2 separate regions of the Homo sapiens genome follow, and region 2 is linked to region 1. Evidence: chromatin contacts called from ENCODE Hi-C or POLR2A ChIA-PET data. All regions are on one chromosome and are shown on one strand. The core of a region is the stretch at or near the end of the contact, and the rest is flanking DNA. Distances in the headings are between cores, read along the strand shown. Region 1 overlaps LOC105371901 (a long non-coding RNA gene). Region 2 overlaps SEPTIN9 (septin 9).

Region 1 (5,217 bases), core at 1,457-3,956:
GAAAAAAAAACTCTTCTTATTATTTTCACCAATGATGCACACCTTTTGATTCACTCAGCATTCTAAAATTTTAGCTTAGTCCTTAGATTCTGAAGTTGCAGGTTTTTTTTTTTTTCCTTTCCCCTATTATGTCATGCACATGACACTCAGGAGCTATGCTATAAATCACAGAACAATAAACGGATAGAGGAATAAATGGAACATTAAGAATCATCCAGGTTATTTGTACTTGCTATTTAAAGAATGCATGAGTCAAACCAATTCAACTGCTATACCGGGACCATATGGAAATATTTTGGAGCTGAATGTGTCCGTGGTTTGCCTGCTCAGTAGGATGTCCCAGGACACACAGGCACCTACCTCTGCTAGGCTTTCACTCGGGGCCTTCCTGTGCTGGAGGCCCCTGGCCATCCCACGTGCCTTATGTGCTTGCCACCAATAGGCTTTTCACCGTGACACCAGGATGTACAAATCTTGAAACTGGTGACCTGGAAGGAAGAACAAAAAGCCAAAGAACTGTGAGTTCAACAGAAGGAATGGGGCCGGGCGGGGTGGCTCACACCTGTAATCCCAACACTTTGGGAGGCCCAGGCAGGCAAATCACCAGAGGTCAGGAGTTTGAGACCATCCTGGCCAACATGGCAAAACCCCATCTCTACAAAAATATAAAAATTAGCTGTGTATGGTGGCGCATGCCTGTAATCCCAGCTACTTGGAAGGCTGAGGCAGGAGAATCGCTGGAACCCAGGAGGTAAAGGTTGCAGTGAGCTGAGATCGCACCACTGCACTCCATCCTGGGTGACAGAGCGAGACTCCGTCTCAAAAAAAAGAAGGAATGGGAGTGCGATAGGAAGAGCTCTGTGAACACTGGAGTCAGACTGTTGGGTTTGGATTCTCTGCTCTGAAAGTCACTTATCCTCTCTGTATCTTGGTGTCCCCATCTGCGAAATGGGCTGTGATGAAGATCATCGTGATGCTTGTGAAGTGCCTAGCACAGGGCCTGGGCCTGATACAACTGGTAGAAAATAGAGGGAACTGTGTTCGTTCTTCAAGGAAACTGTAACTGAATTCAATAGGGTGCTGAATTTAGGCATCACATGGGGAGGCAGGAACCATGAACTGGCTCCTAAGTTCTGAATGATCGGTAGGGGTTAAACACGCAGAACTCTTTGTGCCTCGGTCTCCCTGATATGGAATAATAAACTCAGGTTGCCAGAATCATAGCGGTTCCTTGCATGCTCCTGGAATTGCTAAGAGGCTGGTTCCCAGAGAAGCCCTCTGTGTGCCCGAGTGTGCCATGTGAGCCAGGTCAAGCTCTTCTCCAGGTGCACGGGAACCTTGGAACAAGGCCAGCCCTGCCAAGGACAGCAACATCCTTTGTTCTCTGGCTTTCTCAAAGCCCAGAGTCTACAACGTGATGAGCAAGCCAGCCTTGCCCTTCCCTTGGCATTATTTGCTTTGTGGGCAATGGTGATGGGTGGGTCAGGCAGGAGTGGGCACCCTCGGGGTCCAGGAGGCTGACTCTGTGGGGTGCAGGCACCTTTTTCACTGCTCTGGGCTTGACGAGGCTGATACCACTGCCGGGAGAGTGAGCAGGGGCGCCTCCCTTCCCTCCAACAGGGATTTCTTTTTTTTCTCTCTCTCTTTTTTTTAATTTTTATTTATTTTTTTTCTTTTTCTCTTTATTTCTTCTTTTAAAAAAAAGGGATACATGTGCAGAATGTGCAGGTTTGTTATATAGGGGTACACGTGCCATAGTGGTTTGCTGCACCTACTGACACGTCCTCTTAAGTTCCCTCCCCTCACCCCTCACCCCCAACCAACAGACCCCAGTGTGTGATGGTCCCCTCTCTGTGTCCATGTGTTCTCATTGTTCAACTCCCACTTATGAGTGAGAACATGCGGTGTATGGTTTTCTGTTCCTGGGTTAGTTTTCTGAGGATGATGGCTTCCAGCTTCATCCATGTCCCTGCAAAGGACATGAACTCATTCCTTTTTATGGTTTCAAGGGGTCTGTTTTCTTTTCTTTTCTTTTTTTGAGATGGAGTCTCGCCCTGTCACCCAGGCTGGAGTGCAGTGGCGCGATCTCAGCTCACTGCAACCTCGGCCCCTTGGGTTCAAGCAATTCTCCTGCCTCAGCTTCCCAAGTAGCCAGGATTATAAGCACCCACCACCACGCCTGGCTAATTTTTGTATTTTTAGTAGAAATGGGGTTTCACCATGTTGGCCAGGCTGGTCTCGAACTTCCGACCACAGGTAATCCACCTGCCTCAGCCTCCCAAAGTGCTGGGATTACAGGCGTAAGCCACCACGCCTGGCCAAGGGGTTTTTTTTCTAACCAGCTGTAGAGGGTTGAATGTGGGTCCCCAAAAGATGTGTCCAAGTCCTAACCCCTGGTACCTGTGAAGGCGATTTCATTTGTAAAACAGTGTCTTTGCAGATGTCAGTAAGTTAAGGAACTTGAGATGAGATCATCGTGGATTTAGGGTCTACGATGATCTCATTTTGGTGGCTTTATAAGAGAAAGGAGAGAGATTTGAGACACACAAGGGAGAAGGTGGAAGTGGAGACTAGCGAGAGGTGGCCGCAAGCCAAGGAACACCCAGGGCAACCAGCAGCCGGAAGAAGCCAGAACAGACCTTCCCAGAGCTGCAGGAGGGAGCACAGCTCTGCCGACACTTTGATTTCACCTCCAGAGCTTACGGCCTCCAGAACAGTGAGAGAATGAGTTTCTGTTGCCCTCAGCCACCAGTTCGTGGTAATTTCTTGGAACAGTGCGTCAACCATGGGTGCTTCCTGAGCCTTGTGTGGTGAAAAGTTCAGAGCCGTACCTTGTATACCCGGGGGTATGGAGGAAGGTCACACAGGCTCTTGGTTTTGCGTCAGCGTGGTTGTTCCTTCCTGGGGCACACCAGTTCTCCCCGCTAATGTCTAGTAGGCAGCTGGGGGTCACCTCTTAGCACCAGCACGGCGCCTGACCAGAGGCCACAGGGGTGGGCGGGGGTGCAGAGCTGGCAGATGCAGTGCCTTTTAGGACAAGTTATGCATTCACACTTGAGCATTTTATTTTATTTTATTTTATTTTATTTTATTTTATTTTATTTTATTTTATTTTATTTTATTTTATTATGTTTTTTTTTTTTTTCTGAGACATAGTCTCGTTCTGTCGCCCAGTCTGGAGTGCAGTGGCACTGTCTTGGCTCACTGCAACCTCTGCTTCTCGGGTTCAAGTGATTCTCCTGCCTCAGCCTCCTGAGTAGCTGGGATTACAGGCACATGCCACCAGGCCTGGCTAATTTTTGTATTTTTAGTAGAGATGGGGTTTCATTGGCCAGGCTGGTCTTGAACTCATGACCTCAGGTGATCCACCTGCCTCGGCCTCCCAAAGTGCTGGGATTACAGATGTGATTCACCGCGCCTGGCCACGCTTGGGCATTTTAAAGTAGAGTGAGCTTTCTGAACGTGAAGGGGTGATAGAGACTGTTGTGCCCAACTAAGCCAGATGACCATCTCCCCATGCACCCCTAGCCCCTTGGAGTCCATTTAGCTTATGTAGCTCATAATTATAGACAATGGTTTGCCAAGAAATTCCTTTGTATTTTTTTCAGCCTGTCTGTGCCAAGAGCCGTACAAATGAGCATTGGTCTTTTAATCATATTTTCATGTTGGTCTTTTGAACAATTTTCATATTGTTTTTCTGTTGGGGGAAATTTAAGATGGGGAAGGATTTATCTAAATATAGACGATGTTGCTGGCAACCAACTAGAGCGGTAGGCGGGACGATAATAATAATCTATGTGTACAGAACATTCCGGAGGCAAAGCTGTAGGATGCCTGGCGGTGGGAAGCATTTACATAGAGTCTAACCATTTACAAAATGTTTTCATCAACATTTTCTTATCCAAGCTTAACAACCCAGTGAGATTTTCTGACACCAAATTCCATCAGCATCCAATTAGTATTTTTGTTTTTTTTTCCTTTGGAGGAGGAAAACCCTAAAAGCTGCTTTAGGCTACTGAGGTGGCTCAATCAGACCCACAGGTCCTGCCAACGTGGGGAAGGGTGAGAGATGGAATTTTCACTGCAGTGTGAAGTGAGCACATGTGTGATTCTCAGCTGGAGGTCACACTGTGTATATAGAACCTTCCCGGGCAGGGCTGTAGGGTGCCTGGTTATGGGATGCATCCCAAATAAGGTATTGAACTGAAACCCTCTGAGTTCGAATCTCCTGGTGAAACAGGAGATTTGGGGGTCTGAATGATCTTCTCTTTCACCCACATCAAGGAGGACGTGGGAGAGCTCTGGCCTCTGATGACCCCTGTGTGTCTTCAGTTCTGCCCGCAGAGCTGAAGGTGGAGGAGGGTTTTCTTTTCCATGGTTAGCCTTGAGACTATTGCTTTAACTAAATGGATTGAGGCTGCTTGACTGTTTATTCTTCACCCAGTCGCGCCTTGTGATGTGGCCTCTGGTCTATACCCTGTTAGCGCGACATTCCTTCCTGGGGGTTAATTAAAAGCAGCAAGTCGAGCCTCCCTCCAGCTGTTTATGACCCGCAGCTGCACAGCCAGGGGATTCATTGCTGGACTTGCCAACCTAAGTCCTGATCCAGCAAAGGAAAGGGAGTGCCAAGCAGCTGCATCAGTCGGTGAAGTGAGGACTATATTTTGTGAAACAAACAAGCCAAAAAGAAATATGATTGGGTAGGCTATTTTTATTTCTCTGAGTGGGAAGCTGAAAGGCTTGGTGGCGCTCCTTTGTCACCCTAAATCTCATCAGATGCAGGCTGTGCTTTCTGCTACAGAAACTCACCACCTAAGCCAGGCCGCTTCCCTGGACTTGATGTCCTCGCCTGGTGACACGAGGTACAGTGCTGTCTAAAGGTGCCAGTGTGGGGTGGAGGGGTGGTGAAAGCATCAGCCCCAAGGATGCTTCAGCTCAGTCCATGTGGTGGGGGGATGTGTTTTTTATTTATTTAATTAATTAATTTTTATTTATTTATTTATTTGAGACAGCGTTTCGCTCTGTCACCCAGGCTGGAGTGCAGTGGCGCTGTCTCGGCTCACTGCAACCTCCACCTCCTGAGTTCAAGTGATTCTCATGCCTCAGCCTCCCGAGTATCTGGGATTACAAGTGCGCTACCACACTCAGCTAATTTTTTTGTATTTTTTAGTAGTGACGGGGTTTCACTTCACCATGTTGGCCAAGCTGTTCTCGAAC
Region 2 (5,217 bases), core at 1,240-3,739, 330 kb after region 1:
GACTCCGGGGCTGCGGGAAGGGGCTGGGCCTTGGTTTTGCTGGGGGTGGGGGGTCAGTGCAAAGGGCCTGAAAAGTGGCAGAGGTGATGGCCCATCTGTCCTCCCCCTGGCCGGCCGGCCTAAACGCGATTGGCTCTCTTTCTTTTTTTTTTTTCCCTCCCTTTTCCCTATAAATAACACTAAATGCGATTTGTCAATGCATTCATTTGGGTTCAGTAGTTGGACCATGGGCAGAAGCACTCCAGATTTGTCACTTTCCCTAAGCTAAGGGTGGGGAACACCCTCTGTGAGATCTTGGCTCCTGAGCGCCCAAGACTGCTCTTGGAACCCCAACTCTGGGTCGGTCTCAGGGGACTGACGTTGATGGAGTTGCTGACATTGACCTCCGGCCTCTGCATGGCCTTCAGGAAGGGGGCCCTTCGCTCTCTGTCCCGTCGAGCCTGGCTGGCAGCACTCCCTTCTCAGGCCTGTGCCCCCGGCAGGGCCTGCTGCCCCCGCCCTGCTCTGTGGGTGCCAGGCTCCAAGCACCAGGTGACTCGGTCACTGAATGGTCACTGAACAGTCATCCTTGCTGGTGTCCCCAGTGGAATGTGCATGGACGTCCTCCCTCCCCCAGATCCTTGTCTTTTATCTCTCAGCCTTTGTTCCAGGGGCCACCACAGGACCAGGAGGTACGCAGACGTGGGTGGCACATCCACTGGGCAGATTCAGCCCTGAACCTGCACGCCCCCTCCAAGGGGGCCCCCAGCGGGCGGGGTTGATGGTGCCGTCTCTCTCTCTGTCACTAGAACGGACATGAGGATTGTGTCTTGTCGATCCACGTCCTGAGTTCCCAGACGTCATAGGTGCTTGCTCAACGAGTGTTTGAATGAATGGTCAGCATTGTGTGACCGCAGATTTTCAACTTTTATCCAAATAGTTTGTGGTTTCTGTGAGGCTATCCCGAGACAGTCTCACAAGAATCTCCATTCTCCCTGCACGCTCCGCACAAGGTCTCCTTGGGGGGTTTTTCAGAAAAAGGGCCAAAGAGCAGCATTTCCTCGGGGATTTGAACACGATCTCCCCCGGGGCAGGGGACTGCCCTGGAAGATTCCCGGCACCGCTTCCCATGCGCCACGTGACTAGGAGGGTCTTGGGGCAGGATGGTGTCTTTTGTGCCTTGTGTGCTGGGGCCGGAGGAAACACTGCCCGTGGCCGGTGTCATCTGCCAGCCCTGAAGACTAATGATGGGCTGGACAGTGGCCCCATTGAGTGGGAGGGAGAATCGCTGCTGTCTGTAGCTGGGGGGCCGGGTGGGTGGGAGCCGAGGCCAGGGAGAACAGCGCAGACCTGGCACGGAGAGGCCTGGAGGAGGAGCAGGGGGTCTCAGCCACCCAGGGTGCAGGGACGCCACACGAGGAGCAGGTGTGGTGTGCGTCCTCCTGCGGGTTCTCCACCTCTTGGCTTCGTTACCTGCACTAGGCTTTGTGGTGAGAGGGCACAGAGTGGAGGAAGGTGCCGTGGCTAGGGCAGGCCACACGCTGTGCTAATGGATTGCTGTTACCTGTCGCCTCTGTGGTTTTGCTGTCAGGATCCTCCAGCACCAGGTCCCCACCACCAGGTATGGGCCCCACAGGCACTACTGGCTCCCCGAAGCCAGGGACAGACCCCATAGACAATACTGAGTCCCTGCAGCCAGGGATGGGCCCCCACGGCCAGTACCAGATCTCAGGGACCAGCACCGGGTACCCACAGCCAGGGACAGGCCTCCATGGCCAGTACCAGGTCTCAGGGACCAGCACCGGGTACCCACAGCCAGGGACGGGCCCCCATGGCCAGTACCAGATCTCAGGGACCAGCACCGGGTACCCACAGCCAGGGACGGGTCCCCATGGCCAGTACCAGGTCTCAGGGACCAGCGCTGGGTCCCCACAGCCAAGGACAAGTCCCCACGGCCAATACCAGATCCCAGTGACCAGCACTAGATGTCCACAGCCAGAGATGGGCCCCTATGGCCAGTACCAGGTCTCAGGGACCAGCGCTGGGACCCTGGATGACTGAAGGAGGGCACGGTTGACTAAAGCTGCAGGAGCCAGCCTGGCCATCCTGAGGCACTAAGCCATCACTGCGGTCTCAGGGGACTCAGACTCCTCTACTTGTCTTCTTGAATTCTGGAATCAGACACACCTGGGTCCAGCCTTTGCCCCCGGGGCTGTGTGCCTGGGATGGTTGCCTCACCTCCCTGAAGCTCAGTGAGATGGGGACGGCTGCACAGGGCCCGGCACAGATGGCACCCGATGGCACAGGGTCACCTGCTTGCATCCATACAGCCTCGGCCCTCGCTCTGGCTGCGTACCGAGAGTCCCATGCCCAGACCTCTGCTGAGTCTCCAAGCTCCTGGTCATGCCTCAGGCCTCCCGTGAGAAGCATCACTGCATGGACCATGCCTCGGGACCTCACCTTGGGCTGGGAAGCTTGCTCCATCTCCCCAAGTCTCCCCTAGAGGCGCCCCATGTCCCATCACTCTCACTGCTTGAGGGGTCAGATAGGGGAACCCAGTGTGGGAGGCCCAGAGGTGCCGGAGCAGACGTTAAGCGAGTTCCGTGTTTATGCGCTGGGCCTTGGCAGACACCCTGAATGAGCCTCTTCCCCAGGAAGGAGATTGGGGTCCCAGTCCAAGTTGTGGCCTCAAACCCTGTGACCAAGAGTGGAGAAAAGGCAAGACCCCTCCTCCCAGTCTTCCAGAACAGCCGATAGTGGTGGAAACATGGGGTTCACACTGAATTTCCTTGTAACTTGTTGAAGAGAATTTAGCCCACATTTTCAGGGGTGGAGGTCTGGCCGATTTGGCAGTGTGCCCGTCCCCCTGGCCACAGTTTACTCTGGACCGGGCACCCTGGTGCCCTCCCTCAGTGACGCAGTGAAGTCACTATGACGTGTTTAGTTGGTGAGAAAGTGCCTCCTGTAATGTTTTACTCTTCTTAGAGGGTGAATAAGCCTTGTTTATTATAAATAATTATTTACAGAATACATGAGGTTTAACCTAACTCTGGGCCACGGCAGCGTCCCCTGGGTAAACCCACGCGCCACCCTAGCTAGAGCCTGTGCCCCCACAGGCTTCCTGGACTCACCCTGAAGGGGGGCTGGATTTTCTGCCTGTCCCGATGAGAGGGCTGCAGGACAGTCCCCAGCGAGCCCTTCTGAGGGCTGTAACCTCTTCCCCTGGTATTTTCCTGCTCGCCAGGAATGTTTCAAGCTTCCAGCAGAAGCCTACCCACCATAGTCGCTTTCCACCCTGCTCACCATCCCTCCTGCCCTCACTCATTCAGCAGACCCCGTGCACAGCCCAGTGCAGGACTCAGGGTGGGAAGGTGTCCCGGGTGGGCTGGAGCAAGGTTCCCAGCCAGGGCGGGGTCCCAAGGTGGGTCCACAGCCAGGACTGTGATTTGGGAGGCCCCTCCCTGCCTTGTTCCAGCCCCGGCACCGCCGCTGTCCTTGTGCTCAGTGGAGACTCACTGGCTCCAGGCTCTAAAACCTCAGCGAGGTCTGCAGACAGGGAGGAGCCCCACTCGAGGGTAGAGTGACTGCCGGGTCCATTTGCCTGTTACGAACCACGTGGCCTCAGACCTGCCATTCCTCCTCTCCTAGAGCTATGGTCTTTTGTCTGAAAAATGGATAATGATGGTTACCATGTCAGGGACCATTTTGAGGACAAACGGGGATGAAACTGAAGAGGCTCAGCACGGAACCTGGACACAGAAGTGCTAATTGTGTGTTACCAGCTGCGGTGGCTGCCAAGGCCCAACCACATGGCAGCCACGGGCTGAGTGGCGGGCGGGAAGTGGGGAGCAGGAGCATGCAAGATGGGCATTCCTGAAGTTTCTGATCCAGTGAGATAAGTACACACCCAGCTCTAAGATGGAGTGTCCCAGGAAGGTGGAGACTGCAAAGGCCTTGTGGCGCAGGAGTGTGAGCTGCACCTCTGGGCTCTCTAGAATTTCACCAGAGCTCAGGGAGGAGGTCAGCTCAGATATAGGGGCAACGGGAGAGATGGGAGTGAGAAAATGGCTTGGCGTCTGGAAGTGGAGCCTGGAAAGGTGGGCGTGGGGACAGAGGAGGGCCTTGGGGGCCATGGGCCCATGCGTCCAGGAGGTGGAGGCAGTGAACGGGGCCACGGTCGGCCCCACACGTGGCACCACCAGCCCTGCTGAGCCTGCACCTGCTCCTCAGGCCCCCTGAGTGCCACTACCACCTGGCACCCCTTGGTCTGATTCCTGCTTCCTGCCCGCCTGGGAAGAGTGAGACCACTTGCCTAAAGTCCCTTAGCTGTCCTTAACCATTCTGGCTGCCTCCTGGCCCTGTCCAGGGTTAGCCGTTGACCTGAACTGCCTGGTGCCACCTCCCCAGACTCCTGGGGCCTTGCCCTGGCACCAACAGCCACCTCCATCTTCATCATTCACTCGCACATTCACCCAGCAGTGCTTTTTGGGCATCCACTCAGCAATATCAAGGCGCTGAGATGCGGCTGTGGTTAAGACCCGGGCCCGGTCTGTGAGGACCTCGCAGTTGCCATTTCCCCAGAGCACAGCCCCAGCCAGGCACACTGTGGGGTCCAGAAAGAGAAACTAATACATTGTGTTCGTCCATTTTGAGTTGCTATAAGGAATAGCCGAGGCTGGGGGGTTATTTGACTCACGGTTCTGCAGGCTGTACAAGTGGTGCCAGCATCTGCTTGGCTTCTGGGGAGGCCCCAGGAAGCTTTTCCTCATGGTAGAAGGTGAAGGGGGAGCTGGCACGTCACATGGCGAGAGAGAGAACTCCCAGACTCTTTTTTTTTTTGAAATGGAGTCTCGCTGTGTCAGCCAGGCTGGAGTGCAGTGGCACAATCCTCGGCTCACTGCAACCTCAGCCTCCTGAGTAGCTGGGATTACAGGCGCATGCCACCGCGCCCGGCTAATTTTTTTGTATTTTTACTAGAGATGGGGTTTCACCATGTTGGTCGGGCTGGTCCCAAACTCCTAACCTTGTGATCCACCCACCTTGGCCTCCCAAAGTGCTGGGATTACAGGTGTGAGCCACCTCACCCAGCCCTCCCAGACTCTATAGCAATCAGATCTCCCGGACTTTGTGACCGTGGGGAGGGCACCAAACCATCCATGAGGGATCCACCCCCATGACCCAAGCCCCACCCCCCCCAGGCCTTACCTCCAACATCAGGGATCACATTTCAGCATGAGA

What was found. A loop is a pair of places that touch in the nucleus more often than their neighbours do. ChIA-PET counts read pairs that join two places held with the same protein, here RNA polymerase II (POLR2A). Pooled maps may share reads with other maps.
Region 2: a loop to region 1 is called in a pooled map, with 1.9 times the contacts of the local background. The contact joins two enhancer-like sites. A Hi-C loop is called at or near these places in 2 of 50 pooled maps. POLR2A ChIA-PET finds 5 or more read pairs at or near these places in 3 of 52 experiments (B cell, activated T-cell and activated naive CD4-positive, alpha-beta T cell).

The regions. Positions count from the first base shown.
Region 1 is chr17:77,125,330-77,130,546 of GRCh38, forward strand. LOC105371901 (a long non-coding RNA gene) reads right to left here. Exons shown (of 5, transcript XR_934988.3): 3 at 361-488. It also overlaps a transcript of SEC14L1 not described here. Among named protein-coding and RNA genes, the nearest start is that of SEC14L1, 13 kb to the right of the region's middle. RefSeq lists an enhancer at 2,411-2,460. Within about 2 kb of position 2,707, at least 27 of the 41 ENCODE cell types and tissues checked have a DNase peak (open chromatin) inside an H3K27ac peak, as active enhancers do.
Region 2 is chr17:77,454,907-77,460,123 of GRCh38, forward strand. All of the region lies in intron 3 of SEPTIN9 (septin 9), which reads left to right. It overlaps LOC105371903 (a long non-coding RNA gene), which reads right to left. Exons shown (of 3, transcript XR_934990.3): 3 at 1,632-5,217. Among named protein-coding and RNA genes, the nearest start is that of MIR4316, 60 kb to the left of the region's middle. RefSeq lists enhancers at 1-372, 373-1,279, 1,929-2,542, 2,543-3,157, 2,582-2,661 and 1 more. Within about 2 kb of position 2,490, at least 8 of the 41 ENCODE cell types and tissues checked have a DNase peak (open chromatin) inside an H3K27ac peak, as active enhancers do.